Linked DNA regions of Mus musculus: regions 1, 2, 3 and 4 are each linked to region 5. Evidence: chromatin loops called from intact Hi-C (ENCODE). Cell type or tissue: heart. All regions are shown on one strand. Region 1 overlaps Gm15991 (a long non-coding RNA gene). Region 2 has its middle 150 kb from the start of Psd3. Region 3 has its middle 68 kb from the start of Sh2d4a. Region 4 holds the start of LOC115485644 (a small nucleolar RNA gene). Region 5 has its middle 88 kb from the start of Psd3.

What was found. Hi-C counts contacts between places; a loop is a spot of excess contacts. Peaks named below come from ENCODE experiments on the same cell type or tissue, not always from the same donor. Only the 100,000 strongest peaks of a DNase experiment are listed, where the experiment ranks them.
Region 1: a loop joins it to region 5, with 2.4 times the contacts of the local background. A loop is called at or near these places in 2 of 42 quality-filtered maps.
Region 2: it touches region 5 in a loop (3-fold over the local background); 5 of 42 quality-filtered maps call a loop at or near these places.
Region 3: a loop joins it to region 5, with 3 times the contacts of the local background. A loop is called at or near these places in 3 of 42 quality-filtered maps.
Region 4: a loop joins it to region 5, with 2.1 times the contacts of the local background. A loop is called at or near these places in 5 of 42 quality-filtered maps.

What each region holds. Positions count from the first base shown.
Region 1 is chr8:67,984,175-67,989,174 of GRCm38, reverse strand. The region is part of intron 4 of Gm15991 (a long non-coding RNA gene); the gene reads right to left. It also overlaps a transcript of Psd3 not described here. Among named protein-coding and RNA genes, the nearest start is that of Psd3, 12 kb to the right of the region's middle. In heart, a CTCF peak has its summit at 2,480 (motif pointing left); a DNase peak (open chromatin) is centred at 2,484.
Region 2 is chr8:68,118,568-68,123,567 of GRCm38, reverse strand. It overlaps a transcript of Psd3 not described here. Among named protein-coding and RNA genes, the nearest start is that of Psd3, 150 kb to the right of the region's middle. In heart, no CTCF peak of the experiment used is centred here; DNase peaks (open chromatin) are centred at 2,067 and 3,917; H3K27ac peaks cover 859 bases.
Region 3 is chr8:68,205,639-68,210,638 of GRCm38, reverse strand. It overlaps a transcript of Psd3 not described here. Among named protein-coding and RNA genes, the nearest start is that of Sh2d4a, 68 kb to the left of the region's middle. In heart, CTCF peaks have their summits at 2,545, 3,341 and 4,533; DNase peaks (open chromatin) are centred at 3,288 and 3,718; H3K4me3 peaks cover 1,816 bases; H3K27ac peaks cover 668 bases.
Region 4 is chr8:68,007,585-68,012,584 of GRCm38, reverse strand. It overlaps Gm15991 (a long non-coding RNA gene), which reads right to left. Exons shown (of 7, transcript XR_003947558.1): 5 at 1,969-5,000; 6 at 531-995. It overlaps LOC115485644 (a small nucleolar RNA gene), which reads right to left and starts at 2,245; the gene lies at 2,115-2,245. It also overlaps a transcript of Psd3 not described here. In heart, a CTCF peak has its summit at 2,200 (motif pointing left); no DNase peak of the experiment used is centred here.
Region 5 is chr8:68,059,927-68,064,926 of GRCm38, reverse strand. It overlaps a transcript of Psd3 not described here. Among named protein-coding and RNA genes, the nearest start is that of Psd3, 88 kb to the right of the region's middle. In heart, a CTCF peak has its summit at 2,367; a DNase peak (open chromatin) is centred at 2,476; H3K4me3 peaks cover 2,028 bases; H3K27ac peaks cover 1,263 bases.

The DNA of each region.
Region 1 (5,000 bases), 76 kb after region 5:
GGTCATCTTGCTGGTCCTTGACTTTTGAAACATTCTACATGTGAGATCATACAATATTGTTGTTTTGTTCTTGTCTTATTTTACTTAGCAAAATGTTCTTCATATTTATTCAATTGCAAATAGCAGGATTTTGCTTTTTGATGTATCATATTTCATTATGTACATATATATCTCACTTTCCCCCTCGACTTAAGTCTCCAGATATCAGTATCTTGGGTATTTTGAATAACTGTGTGAAAACTTTGGGTGTTTGGGTGTTGTTTAATTAACTGGCTGTCCTTGGGCTGTGTACTTGGATTAGCGGATCACATGTTCATCCCATTTCTATGTTTGTAGGAGTCTCCATTCTCTTTTTCATAACGTCTTACACTTCTAGCAGCAATGTACAGAGGACCTATTTTTCCCTGCATCCTCTCCAACACATCTTTGCCTCTTTCGTAATAGTCTTTCTAGCAGGTATGAGGCGGTGTCTCCTAGGGGTTTAACTCCCCCGCTCCCAAATTATGAGTCTCTCAGTTACTTTGTTTTTGCTGTGATGAGGCACAGTGACCTGGGCATCCTACAGAAGGAAGGGTTTATTTGGAGTTTGCTTATGGTTTCAGGTGGGACGAGTCCATGATCATCCTGGCACGGTAGCTTGGCAGCAGGCAGACAGGCATGGTGTAGCTATAGCTGAGGGCGTTATCCTGATGCAGAGGCACGAGCAAGGGAGAGACACATTGGAAATTGTGTGGAGTTTTGAAACCTCCAAGCCTGCGATGAAGCACCTCCTCCAGTAAGGCCCCTAAGCCTTCCCAAATGTTGCCAGCAGCTGGGAAGCAAATAATCAAACATGAGCTTACTGGGGCCATTCTCATTCAAACCACAGCTAGTGATGCGAAACATAGTCTCCTGTGCAGTTGGCTAAGTCTGTCCTCCCCTAAGCTATTGAGACATGTCTGTTCAGAGGCTGCCCGTTAAAAAAGCCGTTGCTTGTTTTCTTGGTATTGAATTATTTAAGTTATATTTACTTATCAGATGTTCGCTTCACAAATATTTTCTCCTATTATGTAGGTTGTCTCTTTATTCTGTTGACCGTTTCCTTTGCTGCACAGCAGTTGAGTTTGTTTCTCAGATGGATGTGGTCCTGATTTTTTCTTGAAATTCTTTTTGAGATTTTTATATATGACTGCTGTATTTAATTAATTTTTTTATGCCTTCATCTCCGTCTTTCAGTTCCTTCTGAGTCCCCAAATTCCCTTTCATTTTCATGACCTCTTTTCTCTTAATTAGTATTGTTACATACATATATACATATATGTATATATTCATATGTATATAGAAACGCAGTGTGCTGAGCTCATTTGTTGGCCCCTTCACTCGTGGTGTGTGTGTGTGTGTGTGAGTGAATGTGTGTGAGGGCTGGTTATTTGGGATTGGATTATCAGGGGCTTGTCTCTGAGTCTCTTAAGAAGGCCTCTCTCCCTTGCTCATGTCTTTGCAGCCTTTTTTTTTCTTTGCCTGTGCTTTTGGTGTTTCACACAAGAAAAATAAATAGCCAGTATCAGTGTCAAGAAGCAATTTTCCTTATGCCGTTCTCTAGTTGTTTTATAGTTTTGGCTATTTAAGACAGTTTATTTGCTTGGGTTGATCCAAAATATTTTTTTAAATAATAATAGACTGTTAAATGAGTTATGATATGTTTGCTGCCTCCTTTAAAGACCTGGAATATAATGTAAATCACCCTGGCCACTGACACCTTGGCACTCTACTTTGGGCCTTTGTCACTAGGACAGGATGATAACCATCTCTTTCAAGGTAAAATGTTGGGTATATGTTGGAGTGGTTTTTTGTTGTTGTTGTTTGTTTGTTTGTTTTGTTGTTGTTTGTCATTTTGTTTTGTTTTTGTTTTACAGACAGGGTTTCAGTGTGCACCCCTGGCAAATACGGTATTGGTTATATCGACCAGGATGTCCCGAGACTCACAGGGATCTCCCTGGCTCTGGTTTCTAAGTGCTTGCATTCAAGGCATGCACAATCACACCTGGCTACTTATAGGGGTTTTATTCATTGTTGGGAGATAATTTAAGTAGGGCCATCATAAAGTGGCTTGAAGTTTGGTGGGGCAGTAGGGTTCTGGGTAGCCAGTGGTCACCACTTCCTTTGCCTGTTCACAGCAGATCACAGGTGAGGATGGCGCTTGTGGTGGGGACTGAAGCAGTCCTGGGCGGAGTGGAAAACCACATGAGGAGTCTTCAGTTCCTTCTGGGGTCATCTTTGATCTAGAGGCATGTGAGGCCTAGTGCTTGTGAGCAGTGGATGGTGAGGTTGTGAGGTTGTGAGGACGTTGTAATCTGATTAAAGAGACTTAATAGAAACATTTTAGATTTTCCTTCGAACCTGAGAAATCTTTCCCCTGAAAATCTTTAGGAAGGAGTTTATTTCTGTTCATGCTGAGTACTCTTTAATAGTTAGACAACACTGCCCCCTGGTGGACAGAGTCTGCGATGCTTTCAGTGGCACTTCCCCAGCTGTGAGGCACCATTTCAGTTTCTTGCTGGCAGCTTTCTCCCACTTAGATCTGAGATGAGGGTGGGGTGTGGAGGGAGACAGAGTGAGCATCTTTGTGTTCTGTTTAAGTTAACTTGGAGGTTTAGGAAATTTCCATTCATTCCTTAGTCTCATTAGGACATCATGGAATAAAGGTTTAAAATTTTCTTTTTCTTTTTTTTTTCTCTTTCTTTTTTTTTTTTTTAATTAGGTATTTTCCTCGTTTACATTTTCAATGCTATCCCAAAGGTCCCCCATACCCACCCCCACAATCCCCTACCCACCCACTCCCCCTTTTTGGCCCTGGCGTTCCCCTGTACTGGGGCATATAAAGTTTGCAAGTCCAATGGGCCTCTCTTTGCAGTGATGGCCGACTAGGCCATCTTTTGATACATATGCAGCTAAAGACAAGAGCTCCCGGGTACTGGTTAGTTCATATTGTTGTTCCACCTATAGGGTTGCAGTTCCCTTTAGCTCCTTGGGTAATTTCTCTAGCTCCTCCATTGGGGGCCGTGTGACCCATCCAATAGCTGACTGTGATCATCCACTTCTGTGTTTGCTAGGCCCCGGCATAGTCTCACAAGAGACAGCTATATCTGGGTCCTTTCAGCGAAATCTTGCTAGTGTATGCAATGGTGTCAGCATTTGGAAGCTGATTATGGGATGGATCCCTGCATATGGCAATCACTAGATGGTCCATCCTTTCATCACAGCTCCAAATTTTGTCTCTGTAACTCCTTCTATGGGTGTTTTGTTCCCATTTCTAAGAAAGGATAAAGTGTCCACACTTTGGTCTTCGTTCTTCTTGAATTTCATGCATTTGGCAAGTTGTATCTTATATCTTGGGTATCCTAAGTTTCTGGGCTATTATCCACTTATCAGTGAGTACATATTGTGCGAGTTCCTTTGTGATTGGGTTACTTCACTCAGGATGATACCCTCCAGGTCCATCCATTTGCCTAGGAATTTCATAAATTCATTTTTTTAAATAGCTGAGTAGTATTCCATTGTGTAAATGTACCACATTTTCTGTATCCATTCCTCTGTTGAGGAAAATACTCAGATTTAAAAGGTGAGAGACATGAATGATCTCTCCTAAGTGAGCTAAGATGAACTAAGATGGTGTGAAACAAGAACTGGAGTGTTACTGGCATTCTCTACTGTAAGTCTTTGAAAAGCTTCTGAAGAAACACAAATTGACGTAGAAATAGATTCTGTGGAAGTTTCTCAACCGGTACTTGTTAACTGATATATTTTTGTGTGTGTTTGTGTATATATGTGTGTGTGTGTAAAATTTTGGGGTCCAGCCTGATTTCTCTGTCCCAATTAATTACTGACCTTTGTTTACATCCATATTTGTGCATCTGTAATCTATATATCTAAACATTAATCTGTGACATACACCTTATAATTCTAAATATCTATACATTTATTTCTACCTATCTGTAATGTACACATCACCTATACAGTAATCTTTGACATGCATCTTATAATTCTACATGTCTATACATTGATCTGTGATGTACATCTTTATCATTCTAAAGCTATAAAATGCTATCTGGGAATCTAGGAAGCAAAGGTCACACCTCCATCTTCTGCACGATTAGACTAAAATGTGCCCAGCTGTAAAGCTTCTGTCAGGGACTCTGGTACCTTGCACAGGGCTCTTCAGCCCTCAGGATGAGCTGATACGGTTCTTCCTCGGATGAGGTCACTCAGACTTAACCCTGGCTAAGTCACTACCTCAGGTCACACGGCATCTACGTTACTATCTCACTTCATTTAGCATCTGCGTCATGCTGTTGGCATGGCTGTGCAAATGTGAATTTAGGAGCTGAGTTTTCTCACCAAGTCCTGTAGCCTTCCAGAAAAGCACAGCTTAAAACAGTTCTCTAACTCAAGGTTCTGTGTCTCCTGGAGCGTTGGGGAACGAGGCTAGAGTGGAAGTTCCTGCTTCCGTCCCCAGGGAGCCAGAACTACCTTCTATCTGATTTGCTTACTGAACTTCTACACTAAATACCATGTGAAGGAACTTAGTTTTTTAACCTGTTAAGATAAAGCCAAAAACCTTTCGGATATTGACATATAGCAGTATGTGTGGTATCCCCTCTTATTTTTCTTTTGGAAGGGGAAGTATATGTGTATAGCCCAAAGCATTGGATTATTTAGTACAGATTACTTTCAGTTATTAGCATTCTAGAGCGGATGACAGGGCTATTAAAGGGGAAAACAAAGTCTTCATGGGACATTCTTTTCTTAAGGGCCAAGACCTGGGTGTTCTTTGTCCCTTATACTTGGAACACCCATCCCTCCACTTTTCCTTGTATAACTTTCAGAACTCCAAGTTAGAAGCTATGGTTTCAACTTGCAGTGCTGCCAAATTGGAAATTTCTTGAAAACGAATACAAAATAACTAGGAAGCAAGTATTGACGCTCATTGTACTCACTACTAAATAAGCTCTGTCTTTGTT
Region 2 (5,000 bases), 59 kb before region 5:
GAAATGGTGGCAGGAAAATAGGAAGCTGGCTTAGAAACCTTTCAAAGCAATGAAACCACAGCACTTCATAGAAACCACAAAGAGTTATTTAGTTTACAAGTATAAATAATATTATTTATTATAGATGAGAGGTGGAAGCAGGAATATTGAGAGTCTAAGGTCATCCTAGTACAAGCTTAGACCATTTGAGATCTTGTCTTAAAAAAATAACCCTAGTGTATACATAGAGGGGTGTGTGTGTGTGTGTGTGTGTGTGTGTGTGTGTGTGTATGCACCTGTGTCTGTGTCTATGTATTACAACACATCACAACACAAAGACTATATATATAATATATATATTATATATAGTTTTTATATAATATATAATATATATACTGTATACATATATATGTATAGTCATATATATATGCATCATACATGTATTATTTTTGTACTTACAAATTATTCTTATATAGATTACCATATCTGATCTGTAAAAGAGTTCTGTCAAGTGGGAAGGATAGACATTTATTTTGCTGTTTTATAAATAAGTTCAATGAGGTTCAAAGTGAATCACACTTAATAGATGTTTACTCTGAAACTCAAACTTATGTCTCCTAACCCCAAATTCACTGCTGACTCTCACCAGTAATTCCTCTAGTTTTAGAGTCTTTCCTGTCTTTTCAGACAGAAAGCATAAAAATATGTAAATGGCTACCTAATATAGGCAAAAACAATACACATGTGCTCATTTGTGTATTAGGATGTATATATCGACATATATTATATTTTAATTATTTTGCTACATGAACAAATTTCTTCAAAGCTTCAAATGTATAGGTACATTCCAAGAGGAGCAGCTAATAGTTACTGAGAATTGGTTGTGCACCTCGTACTATTTATTTAATCCCTACATCAATAGCAAACTTGTAAACTAGGAATGATTAGCTAGTCTTAGAGACAATTAAAAGTTTTCTTTAAGTGGAAGGAAGAGTTGGAGAAACGTTTGCCACCAAAGTTTTATCTTTTCAATCAAAATGCTATTTATATACAATAATAACCATGATTTCTCTGTTTCTTACCCCCTACTTCTTACCCAGGACCAACACTCCTTTAGTAGACGCCCCCCACTCCGATATTTAATGAATTCTTGTGAAGGTTTCCTACATAGGCTTTCCAAGCCAGCCCTCCCTTCAGCTCCTGACCATCATCTCTTTCTCTGCATTTCCCATATTCCAGCTCATACAACTTAGAATAGACATATTTGTCACTGCTACAATAAGTTCACAAATTAAAAGGGCCACTGATAGCGCTATCTGGGTTCCCCCAAAAGCCTCTTTAGGATCCAAATGCACAGGGCTGGGGGTGGGGAATACACAGACTCTAATGGCCTCTCAGAAGTCCCTCCTCTCAGTCATTTCAGCAACGTTTGAATTTGGGGGGGCAATACATCAAACTATAATATTTAATACTTTGGCCTGGGCCACGAGACCTACCAGCATGGGTCCCCTGAAGCTACTGTAGCCCTTAAAGCAAAGCTTCATGAAGAGTCCCAATTGTTCAAAACTGTCTCACTTATACAGGCAAAGGAGACTGAAAGTCCATCTCAATGTTTGCTGAAAGTTTCATTTATAAACCACATACCGTCTTTCAGATCATACTCCAAATCACAGGAATAGTCAAAATAACTTAGGATTAATCAATAGAAGGAACAGTTAAAGGTAAATAAGTGATTCCATTTGGACATAGGTGTGGAAGTCTGTCTTGATTCACTCACACACACACACACACACACACACACACACACACACACACATCTGTCACTTGTATGCTGTTCTCCACCAATGTTTGCTTTTGTGACTCTGAGCAGAGTCCAGTTCTCCAGCAAACACAATTCTCTGGCCCTCAGCCCATTGAAGAGTCCCCCTGGGTGCTAAAGGTGTGTTGTTTCCTTCCACAGACTGATGGTAAAGCCATGGGGCTGAGTCATGTCTGCCTGCAGCTGCTGAGACACTGAGGTCTGAAACCCTGGCGAGGACTGGCTCTGCTCCCTTGGAGGAAATGGCCGAGCAGCCTCAGCCACAGCAGATGAAAACTTCCTTCCTTTTCATCCAGCTGCAGCCCCCACCAACCCAAGCTACCCAAACTCTCCCCGCCCCTTCTCCAGCAACCGCAGTCGCAACAGCAGCCCCAGGGGGCCTGGAGGAGGGACACATTTTCCCAAGTCCCAGAGCAAGCTTCTTCTCTGCTCCCTGGAACTTCAGATGTACGCAGGGCTTAGCTCCATCGCCTTCGAGTCTCCTGCCCGGGGAAGGCCCTGGAACACTGAGACCAGCTGCTTTCGATTGCTACTCACTGAAGGAAAAGAAGGAAGAAACAGAGAAATCTCAGAATCTGCATGTAAAGAGGAGTGGGGTTTGTGGATCCCCACATAGTAGGCGTTGCCTGGTCCCTGCTTCTAGGAAACTTGGCCTACCACAACAACTGCCATGTAGGCTTGCTAGCCCAGCTCCTACACTGAATGATAGAAACAGCAGTCCTTCCATAGGCTGGAAGCACCGGCCAGTCATTTCTGCCCACGGGGACCTGTGGGATATGGACCCAGAAGCCAGGAATGCCATCGAATTCTCAGTTCCACAAAGCACCCTGTCCTATGCAGCTGACAGGGGCAAAAGGGCACTCCAGAGGAGAGGGACTGTAAACCAAGAGGTACTCCCAAAGAACTGTGAAGAAGACATAGGTACCACAGTGCTGGCAACAAGGGCACAGCTCTTCAGATATTGCCCCACCATTCAGATCAGCCAGAGTTGCCTGGCCCCACCTGCTGCTGTGCCTCTCAAGGTAAGAACCTGGGATTCTCTAGATTTTGGAGACAGGGCACAGAATGGAAATTCTGACTCTGTGCCACTCTTGTAGGTCACCTGTACCTCAGGAACGGAGGTGCCTATCCGCTACAGTACTCTTTTGGCTCTTCCCAGCCATTGATAGCATCCTGTGCTAAAGCAGACAATGGATATCAGTTTCTCAAGATTTTTGCCTAGGAAGGTTGAGTAAGGGAGGGCATACTTTATAAGACAGGAGCAGAAGGAACTACAAGGAGGTTCACAGACAGGGGATGGTGGTGGGGAGAGGAGCCAGCCATTATACTAGCTGTTTTCTCACGTCTGCTAATTCTCATAGCCATTCTCAGAAATTGGGGTTGGAATTTCTAGTTTCAGATATGAGAATTAAGGTGTGGCTAAGCTGAAATCCTCTCCCTCCTTTCAAAAAAAAAAAAGACTAAAAGCAACCCCTGTTTTTAAGGTCTTGCTGAGGAAAATGGGGAGGGGGCTTCCGTGGGGAGTGGTGTTTTTCAGAACTGAAGCACAGCCTTGGAACACTGATCCCCTTAAACATATGACGTTTAGAGCCCACATTCACCTGCCTTCGGTCCCTGGCACCAGGTGGATGATCAGTCCTGGACACGAGTCTGTGTCTCCATCAGGAAGTGAGAGGTGGCCCCATGCGGTATCCAGGGTACCTTTGGGCCCTTGTAGGCTCTCCTCTTGATCATACCCATGCTGTGATGTATAAGTTCCTGCATCTCTGGACCACCCTTCCCATTATGCTATCTCATGATGTCCATCCTCTTCAGTGAGTTCAAGTGCATCACTTGAAAGATGGGTGAACAGAATTTAAAAGGTTTTTGTTTTGTTTTTTTTCCGTTTCCCAGTGGTGTGGTTGTCTTGTTATACTGTACATTTGGAAAGTGTGGATTGGGTAAAACTGAGTCTCTATGTGAGGATTAGTGGCATGAGCTAGAAGAAAGGTGTGCTGTCTGTAGAGGGCGGACATGAAAGGAACTGTCAGGGAAGCCATAGGAGAGTTCCATGAAATTCACAGTAGCCTTCTGAGAGCTGGGAGGTGGCCAGCTCCATCTGGATCCTGTGCCTGTCTCCTGACTGCTTTTGCACACGACCTGCCTTATCGTTGCTCTTTCAGTCAGAGAGCCTACAAAGTCACAATTAAGGATGAGTCCAAGTTCTCTGTGGGCAGAAGCAACTGGAGCATACTTCCTTAAGAAATAGCTCACATTCCATTTAAGTTTTTATATCTCTCTTCCTGCAGGGATTTAGCAGACAGGACATTTGTGCATCCGAGCCCAATCTCTGGATATAGGGTCACACAGCAGTTATCTATGGACTTTGATTCTGTTCACCGCTGATTTTCTTCCCTCTGGTCTTTGGAACATAGGCCCAAGCTTAGGATCTGTGGCCAGTTCTCTGGGGAAAAGTGCTTTGGAAGTTGGCCCAAAAATGTGGGCCAGCAGTAGAAGTCTTATTTTCGATTCCTTAGTGAATGGACCCCCACCCCCACCCAGATATTTGACCTACCTAAACTAAATGTATGGAATTCCTAGGGGGAATGGATATCTCAAGTCTAAGTCCTAACTGTAAGAAAACCATCAGAATAGAGCCTCAGTTTCCCCTATCTTGAAAGCAACAGTATCCCTTGTTTTGTAGTTGTTATACACAGACATTTCTGTTCTCAAGTACCTGTCTTCATTTTTTAAAATCTTGTGGCACTAAGCATTGAACCAAAGGTCTTTCCCATGCTGGACAAGTACCATATCACTGACTTACAGCCCTAACAGTAGATCTGTCTTGAGGGGAAGAAGAGGAAAGTCAAGACAAATGTGACATTAAGGAAGACTAGAGAAGGGATGGAGTGTAGGCAGTGTGTTTCCAGAGTCCAGTCAGAGAATGGGACTACGAAAGCTTATCAGAGGAATTGTGAAATCCATTCCTTCAGATCTACAAATCCCTTAAAGGCTTTACAAGTGTCATTAGTCAGGTGGTCCAGCCTCAGGCTATGTGTTTGGTGGTGGTAGTTGTTATTGTTGTATTGCTTGTTTGTTTGTTTGTTTGTTTAAATCAACAAAGATAGTTTTTCCTATGTCCAACCCTGGTTATCCCTCATCACCCACAATATGAAATATTCTGCGAAGTGCTTAGTATTTTCATGTTTGAGAATTTACCTTT
Region 3 (5,000 bases), 150 kb before region 5:
TATTAACCTAATAGATGCAAAGGTTCATTGGGTCATAAGTAACTAGATAAAACCAAAAATTGACTCATAGATTAAATAAGTAATCTAAAAGAAGGTATGACCATACAGTCTTTAACAACACAGCATTGACTTTTCTGATGGAGACCACTAAGGAAATGGTTTCATTCCTAAGTGTCTAAATTCCCCCTCTGGCTTCAGTAGATGTAACAGAGGGGGAATTGCTATAATAATTTATGGAATATTCCCAAGAGGCAAGATTTAAATGGAGAATCTACTTTCATATATAGCTTTCATAGCTTACACAGAGTGCAAGCTAATCTTAATTTTAGACTTCCAAAAACTCCCCAAAGTGCAAGATTTTTCTATTACTAGAACCTCCCAGAAGGCTAGGTTCACAGGATATTTTTTTTAGATTTAAATCCCAATGTGACTCTACCTAGATCTTGCCGGCTATAATTTATATAGCTTAAACTGGTGGTCATTAGGGTAATGTGTGGCATTGAGCTCTGGGGTTTATAGGCATACTATAAGGAAATATACTATAGTGCACTTAGAATCTCGTAGCTGAGCAAGAAAAATTAACACACATAATACAAGAGCAAATATGATGAGACAGACAAAAATCAAATTCATAATTTGAAGATCATGAAAACAGAAATGATCCTAACTGCTACAATATATGGTATAAAACTAGATATTGAAATGACTCAAAGGTACAGATACTAATGGATACAGTAGACAACATTTTCTTTCATCTGTATATCATTAAACTTGCCAAAATGTTGTAACACATATTCAGTTCTTCCTAGGTTCTTACAAGGGTACACAGGGCATTATTATTTGCATATGCAGAAATAGGCTTGATGGAATTTCTTACTTTCCCCCCTAATCACCCAGCAAGAATGGCCAAGAGAATTGAACTCAAGTTGCACAACTTTGAATGTAACAGAAACTCACTCTGTTTCACAGAGTAGATAAGGTATGAACTGTGCTCTAAAGGATTAAGTAAAGCTTAAAACATAAAGCAAGAAAAACCATGTTGGAATGAGATGGAAATAAAAGGAAGACAGGAATCTGGGGATGGGATTGCAGACAAATAGACAGCATAGATGCAAAGAAAAAAATAGCAGGAGATGTGGCACTTTGTGTGGTGATATTTCATGTAAGGTTTCATAGAAGAGTCGTAGAGTTTTGAAACAGAGAGCAAACTAACAAAAGATGGATCTGAGAATGGAGGGCAGAGAAGACTACAAAGCAGGTCCTCGAGGTCAGCTGGGTGATTTTCATGTGTGACACCAAGGAAGAATCTGGAGAGTGGTAGAAGGAAATTGGAGTAAATGGCCTTACAGAACAACAGTTAAAAGGGCAGGACAGTGTGTGAGTACAGGGGCTGAAGGAAGTGGAGAAATGAACCAAGTTCACGTGCTTTATAACTAGCAGGTAAACGATGTGTTCTTTCTGGGTCTCTCAGGAAGACAGATGTGATAGAGGCAAGAGAATCCTAATGCAGAGGGCGTAGAAACCTGGTTCACACCTAAGACTGCTACATGAACCCATCACAGCTAATGAAGAAAAGCAGTTTTAGAATGGCATGAAAGATGATGCTTTCAACAACATTATTTACAATTTCAAAAAAAAAATTGGAAAATATCTAAACGCTGTGCAATGGGGGAAGGGTTAAATCAGGAGTATTGTGATGCAATTAAGACTGTATTAGACGATCTCTTTAGCTCCTTGGGTACTTTCTCTAGCTCCTCCATTGGGGGCCCTGTGATCCATCCAATAGCTGACTGTGAGCATCTACTTATGTGTTTGCTAGGCCCTGGCCTAGTCTCACAGGAGACAGCTATATCAGGGTCCTTGCAGCAAAATCTTGCTAGTGTATGCAATGGTGTCATCGTTTGGAGGCTAATTATGGGATGGATCTCTGGATATGGCAGTCTCTAGATGGTCCATCCTTTTGTCTCAGCTCCAAACTTTGTCTCCGTAACTCCTTCCATGGGTGATTGTTTCCAATTCTAAGAAGGAGCAAAGTGTCCACACTTTGGTCTTCGTTCTTCTTCAGTTTCATGTGTTTTGCAAATTGTATCTTATATCTCAGGTATACTAAGTTTCTGGGCTAATATCCACTTATCAGTGAGTACATATCATTTGAGTTCTTTTGTTACCAACAACATTATAAACTAACCAGTACCCAGGAGCTCTTGACTCTAGCTGCATATGTATCAAAAGATGGCCTAGTCGGCCATCACTGGAAAGAGAGGCCCATTGGACACACAAACGTTATATGCTCCAGTACAGGGGAATGCCAGGGCCAAAAAAATGGGAATGGGTGGGTAGGGAAATGGGGGTGAGGGTATGGGGGACTTTTAGGATAGCCTTCTAAATGTAATTGAGGAAAATGCATAATAATAAAAAATATTTTTAAAAAAGACTGTATTAGATGACTATGAGGGTGTAAATGATAATAGTATAATGGTGGGTGGCAAGAAGAAAACAGATACGAAACTATCTACATATCATGGAAGGGGTGGGCATAAATCCCACCCACCACCAGCAGAGGCACTGGTAGCTAGAGGAAGGGGAGAATTGGTTCCTCTTAATGTTGTGGCCTCTGGGAAGTCTACTATGCTCAGTGGTAAGCTGCACATGCAAGAGTTTGTGGACAGTACAAACTGAGCTCCGTGTATTGTTTTGTTTTTTTAAATGACATGAAGTTGGGAGGGCAGGAAGTACAATGGATGTTGAAGGAGCTTAAAAGAGGTGAATATGATCAAAATACAATGTATAAAGTTCTTAAAGAACTAATAAATGTAAATATGCACAATAAACGTGTGGATAAAGCAAAAGGCTGGTTAGAGCAGATGATTTGGGTGCTTCTGTGACTCATTTATATTATATTATACATGTCTGAAATTATGAAATACAAACTTTCCATAATGAGCCTTTATTTAGCTTTTATGGTGATAAAATATTTAGGGAAAACAGTACTCAACGTCTTTAGATTTGTTAGGTTTCAAAGCAAACAGCACATAATGAGTAGAGAGCATAAATTCATTTCCCACTGGCCTTCAAAAGCTGGAGTTGAATGGATGGATTCTGAGAAATGGCAGAGAAAGAGAGGTGACCTCTATAGCAGATGGAGGATACAGCTAAGAAAGGGGAATTCAGCGTAACATAGCAGAGATGTAGCTTTGACTAGCCAGGGACCAGCATTCTCTTCAGAGGCAGGCTGACCTCTGGGAGCTGTTTACAGCTCAGATAAATAGAGAATCAACTCCGGAAGCAGATAAGAACACAGCTATGTCCCAGATGCAAACAATACCTCACAAAATACTTGAGGGGGCTCCGCTAACCTCCGGAAGAGCTCTGCTAGAATTCCTGTCCTTGCCGTCAGGACAGCAAACACTCTAATGCATGTGCATTACCGAATAAAACCAAAATCATCCATCCAGGGGCACCACAAAATCTCTGTGGAGTTAATGTCGTCAATTCATATTTAACAGAAAATATTTCTAAGAAACGAGCTCACACATGAGCCTTTGGGAAAATAATTGAAAGGCAAAATCATGCACATCTTTGATTATTGATGCTCATTCATGAGGACCCCTGTTTCCTTCCTGTTTGGTGAGCCGCTAACAGCGCAAAGCCACCACTCATCTGAGGGACTGCTGAGCTGTAAAACTACCACTGGACCTCAAGACTTCCGTTAAGTGCGCTACCTCGCATGACCTTGCACTATCCAGCCTGAAGTGAAAACCATGGCAACTATCTCTGACGGATGAGCACGCCCGACAAGGACAAGGGGAGCCTTCCTCTTGATGTGGCTTTTATTTCACTTATTTTCAAGCTCCTCCAAGTCGAGAATTTTTCTCCAAATGTTTCTTTTCTTCTCCCTGTCTGCATTAGCCCTGCTCCTTGTTTTGAGGATGCTCCTTCCAAATGTAGCACACCTCCAGGAAAAGTCCTGAAGTAAAGTTTAGAAAGAGTTGTGGTGTGGCCCTTCGTTTTTCTTTCGGGTCTGCTTGTTGAAGTTTTCGTATGCAGGTTTGTTCCCCATTTCCTTGGCCATGTTCACATTTGAAAGGAAATTATGAACACAGCTGTGAGTGGAAGAGCCCAAACTCTTTGCCAGCTAATGTTCCTGATTCCTGCAGGATCTGTCAGGTTCCGAATAAGCAAAACTGCTCATGTAGAGGTGGAGGAGTTTCCCAGTTACGAGATTTTTATCCCCATTGGGGGCTGTGAACACAAACACAGTAAGATTGCCTGCTTATCTCTCCACACAGGAAGCAAGCAGGGTTTGGAAAACAAAGCCTCATGCTGATTGTAACCTTTTAATAGTTGAACCTTATATATACTATGTTTGCATCTTCAAAATGTCAAAGAAGTGAAGGGAAACAAGTCCTGGGCAGGATATTTGATCTGCTTTATAGAAATGAAGTAAATGTAAAATGGGTTTTTCTACTGCAGCTCTCTGGCACTGCAGTTTAACTAAACCTACTGTAATCAGAGTGACATCGGGAGCTCCGTAAGAGGCCACTGTTTGTCTAACTTTAGCTAACCCGTGCACTTCCTGGAGTGTGCTTTGGGTCGTAGCTGTGCGAGCCAAAAGGTCCAGTTACCCTCTGGCTAGATTTGGACTCCTCTTTCTCTATCGCTCTCTCTTCAGAGGTATCTCTTTCTGCATTTAGTACTTCTGGTTTTAAAAAAATCTTACTTCATTCATAAATTTATATAATCAGAGAGCTAACCAAGTCGGTTCTATCTATGTGAAAGAAGGAAGAAAGAGGTCCTGAGTCCCTTTGCAGTTGGGGATTCCTAACTTGCTTGACTGCGTGTACATTTCACACTATTTGCTTGACAAGGGAGCCAAGACCATGTGTTTCTCATTCACGACTTGGTGTGCAGAAGAGGAGGATGGCGAAGAAAATAATCTGAAGATTTTTGAGGAGAGAAGAGACCGGGCTTTCGCTCTGTTGTGAAGTCTGCTGAGATAA
Region 4 (5,000 bases), 52 kb after region 5:
CCCTCCTCTCAGGTGACTTTAGATTATGTCAAGTTGATATAAAACTGTGTAGCACAGTATCTTCAGTAAAACATGACACACTTTTAAAAGTCTAAACCTGGGAAGTATAATTTATCACATTGAGTGTGTGTGTGTGTGTTTTCTATCCATCGATGCACAGGTCAAATGAATAAACCTCTGTTCTCAGAAGATCTGCAGAGTTAAGATGGCAGGATTGGGGTGAGGGTGAAGTTGGCTGTATACTTTATAAAAGCTATGAGCCATTTATTCTATCTGTGTCTAAGAGCATTGACAGTTTGCATTTACATTTTGTTCTTTAGCTCATGTACTTCTGTTGACAATTCACTGTGGGGATAACTTGTCTTAGGTAGCAAGGGTTGTTTCTCCAGTGTTGTCACATCCCTTGCATTGGATGATTCCAGAGCAGTTTCATCTCTGTTATTATTACTAACAATACAAATGTAAAACCATTGATTAAAAACAGTGAACGGCTTTAAGATACTCAGAATAAGTAGGAAATGCTAGCTTACCCACACATGTGTCCAGGTTCTTAGTGGTTGTAGCTTGTAATGCGGAGGTGGATGTGGCTTCAAAGGGACGGACTTTGCTCTATGTCCTCAGCTACACTGCTGTCTCTTAGGCCTTTTAGAACCTTTGGTAGCTCCAGAATGAATAGGTATAACTCAGACTTCAGCATGCCTAAGAGGTAGCCTCAGGCGTTCGGTCACAGTGCTTGCTAGTTCTCCAGCAACTCTCCTGGTAGTTGGGTGTAGTTGACGTCCCAGATGGTTCATCCTGGTGCATTTGCCCACACGCTCCCCACTTAGCGTGAGCAGTGCATAGAAGCTCTGCCCCAGGATGCCTTGCTCTGCCTTTGCTTTCTTAAGCTCAACTCTTGGCTCCTTTGTTTCTGAGGGTGAAGTTGATGACTTCTTAAAGCCTCAGGGAACAGCATGGCATTCCTGAAGTGGTGACTGGACAAATGGAATCTGAAACTTTTAAAGAAGATTCTTGAAAGAATCATCTGCTTAAAAAAATTACACTTTTTTTTTGGAAATTATTGTCAAATCATAGTTGTGTATACTTGCAGTTTTGTGAGGAAGTGAAATCAGCCAGGTGTACATAGAAAAAATAAATACTGTACATTCTCACTTTTATGTGAAACCAAAAACAATTGAACTAATAGAAGTAGACATCAGAATGGGAATTAAAAAAGCAGGGGTGTTGAGAACAGGACAAAAGAGTCAACTCCCCCTCTCTGTTACCCACCTTCCAGTCTTGCAACTGCCCCCCCCCAACATAGAAAAAACCTTGTTGTGGAAGTGTGGTGTGTCACAGTGTGTCCCACAGTATACCTTTTGCCCTTACTTCTTTGCTTGCAAATGTTACTGCAATGATCCCTTGGTCTGGTACGAGGCTTCTGGCTTCTGTTACTCTATTAATGCTGGAACCTCACTAGGCCTCCTCTCAGATAGGCTGTTGTTGACCCTGTGTCATGGAGGTCCTGTAGTTTTGGTTCTGTAGGACTGGTCCCTTTATACACTCCACCAGTTCATCGATGGGGAAGATGTTGTGGTGGGCCAATTTCCTTGATCTGGGCTTTACAGCCCTTTGGCTCTCCCCCTTTCAGGCCCTTGGGGGTTGGCTCAGCAGCAGCCCCTGCTACCAGGGGCAACTCTACCCTGATGCCCGAGCAAGGTGCAGGGTCTGCTCTTTCAAGTGCTGCAGCTGGTTAGGGGTAGGGCCAGCTCTCCTGCTCTAATGACCTCAGGGCCTGCTATCCTGTTTGCTGTAGGTGGAGAAGGGTGGGACTGGGTATATCTCTCCCTTGCCTATGCCCCTGCACAGCAGACAAGTGGCAGGGTCAGTTCTTACATGTTCATGACTACTCATCACACCTTCCATTCTTATTACACACCCAGGGTCAGCTCTACTGTGCTGCCCAGGTGAGGTGCAGGTCCCACTCACCTGAGTGCTGTAGCTGGTGAGGGCCACGGCCAGCTCTCTGGTTCACTCCCACCACAGTGGGGCTCTTTTGCTCTCCAGCTTGCTCCCTGTCCTGGGAGCATCTGGGCCTTCCTGGCGCTGCATTGGTGGTTGTCTCACTTTCAGGGAATGTCAGGCTACCATCATTCAGCTGTTCAAAGGTCAGAACACTGAGCTTAGGCACAGCCTGTCTCCTCTCTGCCACCTACTGACACACCGGTGACACAGCAGCCACACGTACAGTGCTTCTAGGGGCAGGGTTGGTTTTTTTGTTTGTTTGTTTTTTTGTTTGTTTGTTTGTTTTTGTTTTTTAATTTAAGGAAGAAATCGCAAAGATGGATGGGAAAGGGATGGGAAGATGGAGAAAGTGATTATGGGAAGAGTTGGAGGACTGGGTGTGTGTGCATGTCTTTAATAAAATACATTAACTAAAATTCTCAAAGAACAAGCAACGAAATTATTAAAATTCAGAAAACAAAATTCAGAAAGTATTTACTCTTAACAAGCATTTTGTTTCTTAGAAGTTTAACCCTTGTGGCTTACAATAAATGACTTGTATGTGAGCATTTACTACGAGTGGTAGTTTGTGTCTTTGTACAGCTAAAGCCATACAGTTGGAGGGAGCTGCTTGGTGCTGTAGGTAAAGTTACTGTCTCAAAGCCCTTTCACCCCTTTAGTTGTTTAAAAAAGCAATCTAAGCAACCTACGGGGAGCAAGCTGCTACGCAGTGTTCCTCCGTGATCCAAGCCCCAGGTCCTGCTTCTAGATTCTGGCCATGAGACCTTGCCAGTTCCCTTCATGATGAATTACAAGCTGTAAGAGGAAATAAGTTACTTTTGGTCATGGTGTTTATTACAGTAATAGCAAACTAAAATAATAAAACCTTACCAGGGCAGTTTGAAGAAATGATTTTATTAGTGAACTACTAATGTAACTTTTAGTATTTAACAGAAGTACCCACATAATAGATTTTGCTATCTATATATTTTTAAAATAAAATTTTGATAAGCAATTCATCTAGGCCACGAATAATGAATGTTTACCTGAGTCTTGGTATCATTTTTGTGTTCATTTCTGTTTTTCGGACCTAGTGTTCTTTTTGGTGTCCCTCTTTGCCTCAACCATATAGATGCTGTTTTGGGGGGAGTTTCTTACAACATTCTGTGCGTATTGCTTGTTTTCAGTGCCTTGCCACTTCCTGTTTATTAAATAATACACTGAGGAACATTTATAAACATCATAGAGTCTCCTTGAATTTTCATGGGTTCTGATTATGCTGTTGGATAGTCCCAGCATTCCTTGCTCATGTAGCTTAGCATAGGGTCAGGAGCATCCACTGCATGTGGTGTGGATGGATGGCTCTAGAGTTCTCCTTGCCAACCAGGAGTCTAGCAAGCAGGTTCAAAATTTTAAGAGTATTTGTTTTGATTTTCTAAAATGTGAACCTTAATTTCGTTTGCTTTATTTGTGAATTTTAATGTATCAGTACATAGACCCAGAGCTTGAGGCAGCCAAAAAAAAAAAAAAAAAAAAAAAAAAGGTAAGTTTGGGCAGGTAAAGACAGATAGGTGAAGTAGAGACTTGACTCACTGGGCCTGCTCATTTGCTGGCCAAGGCCCACCCATCAATCATTACTAATTGTGAAATGGTGGGAAAGGCGGAGGAGGGGATATTGTGAGCTAATAGTATTTGGTTGTTAATTTTCTTTTAAAGCCTTTCTTTGAAGCTCCCCAGCTAGTGAGCTAGACACTTGCCATTTTAACAGAGCAAGCTGTGAGGAAAACTTGATTCTGGTATCTTGACTTTGTTTTATAGAAAGCTGTTTTAGACGAATGCTTAGCATCTTATCTTCCTAACATTTTATACCACACTCTCAATAAACAGGTAAATGAGTAAAGGATTGAATAGTAAATAAAGAAATGAATAAATAAATAAAGCAAGCTTCTACTGTCTTACAGGTTAGAATTGTATCCAAGGTAGGTTCAGTTCCTTGCAGAGGGAATATAATCTTCACTCTTGCAAGGCAATTGAAGCAGGTCTAAGCTAAGGTGGTCAGTGGAAGGTGTGTTTGGGTCTGTGACAGGCTTATTTTCATATGATTTCTACAGCTTTCCATGCTTGTTGATAAAAGGTGGTGTGGCTGGGCTGTGTTTGGAGCTTCTGCCTCCTCTCCCCATTGGTGCACAGGCTCTGATTTCCACCTCCCTCAGGGAGCAGCAGAGTGTCCATTTGCCCTTGGCCCAGGGGAGCTGCTTTCAGGAAGTTGGCATAGTCAGTAGACAGCAGCTGGTAGGAAAATGAGAATGGACCTCCAGGGCTTTTCAAAAGGGCATGGATTCAGGTTTGTCTCTTTTGCTCACACTGTTAAAGAGACTGGCAGCCAAGCCGGCAAAAGGGCTAGCTGAGAGGCAGGGTTACCGCTCTTTGCACCTCTTCCGACCCTGTGGCCCCTTTCCTGCATTAGCCCTTTCTTTTGATGTTCATCTCTTCAGTCTCAGAAGTGAAGGATTTAGCCTCTCACTTCCTCTACTGTTCTCCTGGATGCTTTTAGCTTCTCTTGAGAGGCTTCCTGTCCCAGCTCGATGTCCTTACTGACTTTGGGAAGATGCAGTTAGCCTACTGAGGGAAAAGGGAAGAGTTAGTTGTAGGGAGTGGTTATCCCCTTCTTCCCAAGCACCAGAGTTTGCTTCTCTGGAGACTCCAGGAGATAATGTTTCCTTGCACTGCAGATGCCCTGCTCTGCTCTGGATCCCTTCCTTCACTGCAAAGCCAGGAACATTACCATCTTTTCTGTGAGCCCCTCTTGGTGGTTTTTTTTTTTTTTTTGTCACAAAGTTTCTGTCTGGTGTCTCTCTTGCTTCCCCAGGACACTTGTCATTGCATTTAAGGCCCACTTGAATCATAGAGGAGAGTCCTGCAACTTAATTTAATGACGCCTGCACTCCTCTTTATGAGTTTAAACACATGACTCCCACTCCCCTTCCTCTGGTCTGAGTACGGATTGAATTTGTTCT
Region 5 (5,000 bases):
GCTCAAGAAAGAATGTCTTAGCTTACTACCCTCTAATTCTAACTGAATTCTAATTAGAATATGTCATTGGAGATATATATATATCTATGGTTGAATTTACATCCAGAGCAGTGAATAGCTTTTAAGTATAAAATGTGATGTTTTGATTAATATGACATCACCCAAGTAGAATATTTGCATACTCTGAGACAGTTCCCTTCATTCTCATTAAAACTGAACATTACCACTAAGCACTGCATATGAAAACTGTCCTGTGAAAGAAATTTGTTAGGTTTTCCAAATCTGACATCATACCATATGAACATATATTATTCTAATGGTTTTGAAGAGAGAACTCCCTTAAGAATAGAATAAATGATAATAAGGTAGGTGTAGAAAGCAAGATTTCTTTGCAGATGATAAAATATTCTAAAATTAACTCTAGTGATGTTTGTATTTTTCTGCTAATAAATTGAAATTACTGAATTGTGAGTTTTAATTGGGTCAGTTTGGGGGCATATAAATTAGGTCTCAATGAAGCTATTAAGAAATCATTTCACAATGGTAATCAAGAGTCTGTAGGCAGCTGGTTGCAGCAGCACTTGAGAGACAGAGGTGGGTGGGCCTGTTCTACATACATAGTGAGTTCCAGACCAGTCAGAACTACACAGTGAGACTCTGTCTCATAAACAAACAAACAAACCCCCAAACAAACAACAAACGAACAAGTCATTTAGTTGTGTCAACTTTTGGAAATTTGTATGATTTTCTTTTTTTTTTCTTCATTGTAAATAATTACTTCAGTAGCAAGAATATATATTCCAGAATTTGGGCTCTTCAGACCTAGAATCTACATATTAAGACTATACAGCAGAATCTCACCCTTTCCATTTCTCCTTTTGTCTTCTAGCACTTCATGTCTGTAGTTTTCCTTGCAATAGGTTTTCTCTTTCCTTCCATACCACATATAATAACTTGGCTCGTGGCTCAAGTTAAGGGAAGGATACTGTATTGGGTAAGCATATACTAACCCACACTTTGGTTCTTCCTTCTGTGGGGTAATATGGGGATGCTGTGGACTGGAACCATGGCATCCTTTGTACTAAGTAAACAGTCTATAGCTGAGAACTCCCCAGATAGCCCACTTTCCTGTTTACAGAGGTGACATCTCAGGTTTTGACACTGAATTCCTGGGTTTTCTGGGCACTAGTTCCAGGTCCCTGAATTCATAGGCTAGTGTAAGTTAAGTCTTTCACCTTCCAACCTATATGAAGCTCTGTCTGAATTTATGAATTATGGACTATTTTTCCTGGTAAAAGCCACAACATCAGGGGCCAACTCTCAGGGTAGCAACTGCATTTTGTATCAATTCTTACTTATGGTTCTTGTCAACACAATGCACAGGCTGGGAGAATCAAGGAGGTAGGAATTTAGGACAGGGACAGAGGAACTACCTCTGAGAGGTCTTTTTATGTAAGGATGAAGGGAAGATCCACAGGTTAGAAATAATCCATTAACTGAGATGCTTGACAACCGATAAACCTGACCTTCCTGCTGGTCTGGCAGGGGGAACCTGGATAGCAGTTAGCGTTCAGACATTGGAATGAATTTAGGGGTCAGGGGAAATCTGACCCCTAGCCCCCAATTCTAAACTTGGTCATGTTAGTCACCTCCCTCTGGTCATCTTCTATTGGCCACATGGGTAAGACAATAGAGCTACATGAGAATAATCACAGGCAGCCATACAACTGCCCAGGTGAGCTTTTGCCTTGAGGTGTGTGGCTCTGGCAAGAATTTGATGCGGAAACCCTCTTTACTTGGATTAGGTCTTCTTTAGACTGGATAAGCTAGTCCTGGCTCCTTGATCTCCAGTCTGACAGTTGTATTAACATAGAACCATGAATAAGAATCAGCACAAAATAAAAGTTGCTAGTTGGGACTTGGCCACTGCCTCATAGCTTTTACCTGGAATATTGGCCACCAACTCCTACATCCACAACTCACAGACTGTAACCTAAACCCTGAAAAGGAGTGGATTCCAGCCCTGGTTTCTGCAAGCATTAAACGGGGCAGGGGATAGGAGTGAGACTCAGTGAAGTGACATTTCAATGCAGGACAGTCCTAATGATGGGGTTGCAATGGGGGCCAGAGTGCCTGTATCAGGGTGAGAACAACTTCCTTGAGAAATGGGCCTTTAAAGTGGGTGTCAGGGACTAGACTCTCCGGATGGGGCAGGTGTCCCTGAACCCCCGCAGCGTCCAGCGACTGAAGGCTCTGGGGAGGCCTGTGGCCCGAGCGCCCTCGTAGGCGGACGCACTCGCTCCCCACAGCCGCGACCCTGTGGAGAGGCGCGGGCGCGCGCTCGGGCCCAGGTGGGACGGCCTGCGCGCGGCGCTCTCGGGGAGGAAACGCCCGTGAGCGCGCCTCTCACTTTTCTCGGGGGAGGGGGTGTTGCGGAAGGAGACAAAGCAACAGGCAGCAGAGGGCTGCAGGACGCTACTCCGCCGAGCCGAGCCGAGCCGAGCCGAGCCTCCGCCGACGCCGCCTCCGCCTCCGTGCCGGGCGCCGCCCCCGCCGCCTTCGCCTTGACGTTGCCGGGGGCCGGCCCGGGTGTCCGCCGCGGGCTCCGCCGCTAACGCCCGGGTGCGCGCTGCCGCCGCCGCTGCCGCCGCCGCCGCCGTGGGCCACGGCTGTCCGTCCCGGGGCGCGCAACAAAGAGCCGCCCGCACTCGCGCGCCCAGCCCGGTTCCCCGCGGCCCGGAGCCCCGCGCGGGCGATGGAAGATGGAAGGGAGAAACGCCGCGGTGAGCTCCCCATCCGACCCGGGCTAGGGAGAGGGTGTGTGGAGTGTGTCAGGCGTCCGTACCTGAGCCGGGGTTTCTTTTGCCTTGTTGTTTGCTCTGCCCCATCAGGATGCCCGGGCCACTTCACTTTGTGCTCTGATAACTATTTTTTCTTTTTCTTTCCCCAGCTGTTTTCTTTCTTTGTGCTTGTTGGGGAACCCAGGAGGGCGAACTTTTTGTTGTTAAGGTTGCGGGATTTTCATTCACCCCCTCTGCCTTGAAAACCTCATCTGGGGAGGGGAATCTTGCCTAATGATCTAAAGATCTATAGACGGCAGGCGTTAAAGAGGACCTAAGGTGCCCATGTTAGTCTGCCAAGCCAGCTTTCAGATTGAGTGACTATCATGTTTCTCTGTCAGAAAGAAAAGAAGAAATCCCTTGCACGGAGAAAACAAACAGACAGGGAGATTATTCTGTGTAACATTTCTTCTATCTTTTAAAGACATTTAAATGATTCTTTTTTGCATGAATTTAACTTTTTTTTTTCATAGATAGCTTGGCAACTGATGTTATGAAAAAAATTGTGTAAAGCAGGCTAACATAGGTTAGAGGCTGAGTTTACAATGCTGTCAGTTTTATAAGCAGTGTTTACTTTTGCTATTACCCTAGATGTAGAGGGATGTTAAACACCCACCAGGCACAGAATTTCATTTTTCCAGACTCTGGCTCTCCCGACAGTGGGATCCGGGATTTCTGCCCCATAGGATTTTTTTTTTTTTTTTTTTTTTTGAGTGGGTCCAGGTGCAGGTATAGGGAAGAGGATAGATTTGGAAAATCAATGTAAGTGAGATTTTGGCAATACATTCTGCAATTCATTATCTGCAGTTGAGTATGTATAAAGGGTGTACATTGCCAAGTTGGCCAGTGAGTAAGACAGGATCTGTGCTCTCTAGGAGCCTGCTTTTTGTTAGGAGAGACTCTGAGTAGGTTCTAAGGAGGATCTTGAGGAAGCAGGGAGTCTAGTCTGTCTTACAGACTTGGAAGTCCTAAAAGAAGCCCTGGGCCTTGTAGGCTTGAGTTGGTTAGCTTTTAAAAAAAGATGTGGGGGAGAGGATGTTCCCTGCTGAGAGAGAACAAATACACTTTCTATTCTCTCCCAATAAATGCTTTTCCAGCCCTGCTTAGGGTATTTACAAATTCCCTGTAGACATTCTGGAGTGATTTGCCATTCATTATTCATAAGCGAAGTCACCAGTGCTATAATGGGTTAATCTGGGTCTTCATTCAGAGGCGAAGCTGTGAAAATCAAGATGTGTATGTCCTTTGGCTTTAAGGCTGCTTTCTTTAAGGAGTATGGAGATAACACCACTTGGCAATTATGAAAAAGCTGGTATTTTGGAGTTTGGGTGGGATTAAAAGGTGAGTAATACGTGGCGCTCATTCTCAGGTTTGTCTGCAACATATTCAGACTAAATTGAGCTTTAGGCTGACGGAAAAGAAACAATGCAATCAAAGCCTGTATGTGAAATATGGTTATAGAAGTCTGGTCTAGCCGAATCACGTTTTGCTGCAAGTGTTCTCCACCATGTTCTTCCAGGACCAAGCATAGAGGTCTTTGGTTTTCTTCTTGAGTTTTAAAATAGTGCTAAATATTGAACCCATGGCTGACGTATGCCACGCCAGTGCTTAGCAGTATCCCTACAGACACACTTCTTGAGTTCTGAGTTAAACTAACCTTGATTAATTTTAGGGAGTACTAATGAGGTTCTCTAGATTTTATACTAAGATATTGATGACATTCTCCAGTTTGTTAGTTCTCAGTGTTCATGTCCTGGTAAGCTTGTGTTATTTGTGATATTGTATGTGCATTCAGAAATGAAATGGTGCTGTATTACTTAATACTATTCTATTCTGTGTTTGTGAGTTATATGACCATTTTCCAAAGTTCCAAATGCTGCTGCTATTTGTAGTGACTGAGTATATAATGAGAATTTGAAGTGTGTGGTTGACAAGTTTTACAATCCAAATTGTTGTGCCTTGTTGGAAAATAATGTGTAGCTCATAACATTAATAATGAATCTTTGCTTATGCTATATCTTATTTACACAAAAATAGCACATGTCCTTGCAATGTTTGTTTGCCCTACCAAATGAACGATTTTTTGCTGTGCCCAGAATGTCAACAAACTGAAATCGAAGTTACCGTTGCCAAGCTGACAAGGACTTTGTTGAAACTCCA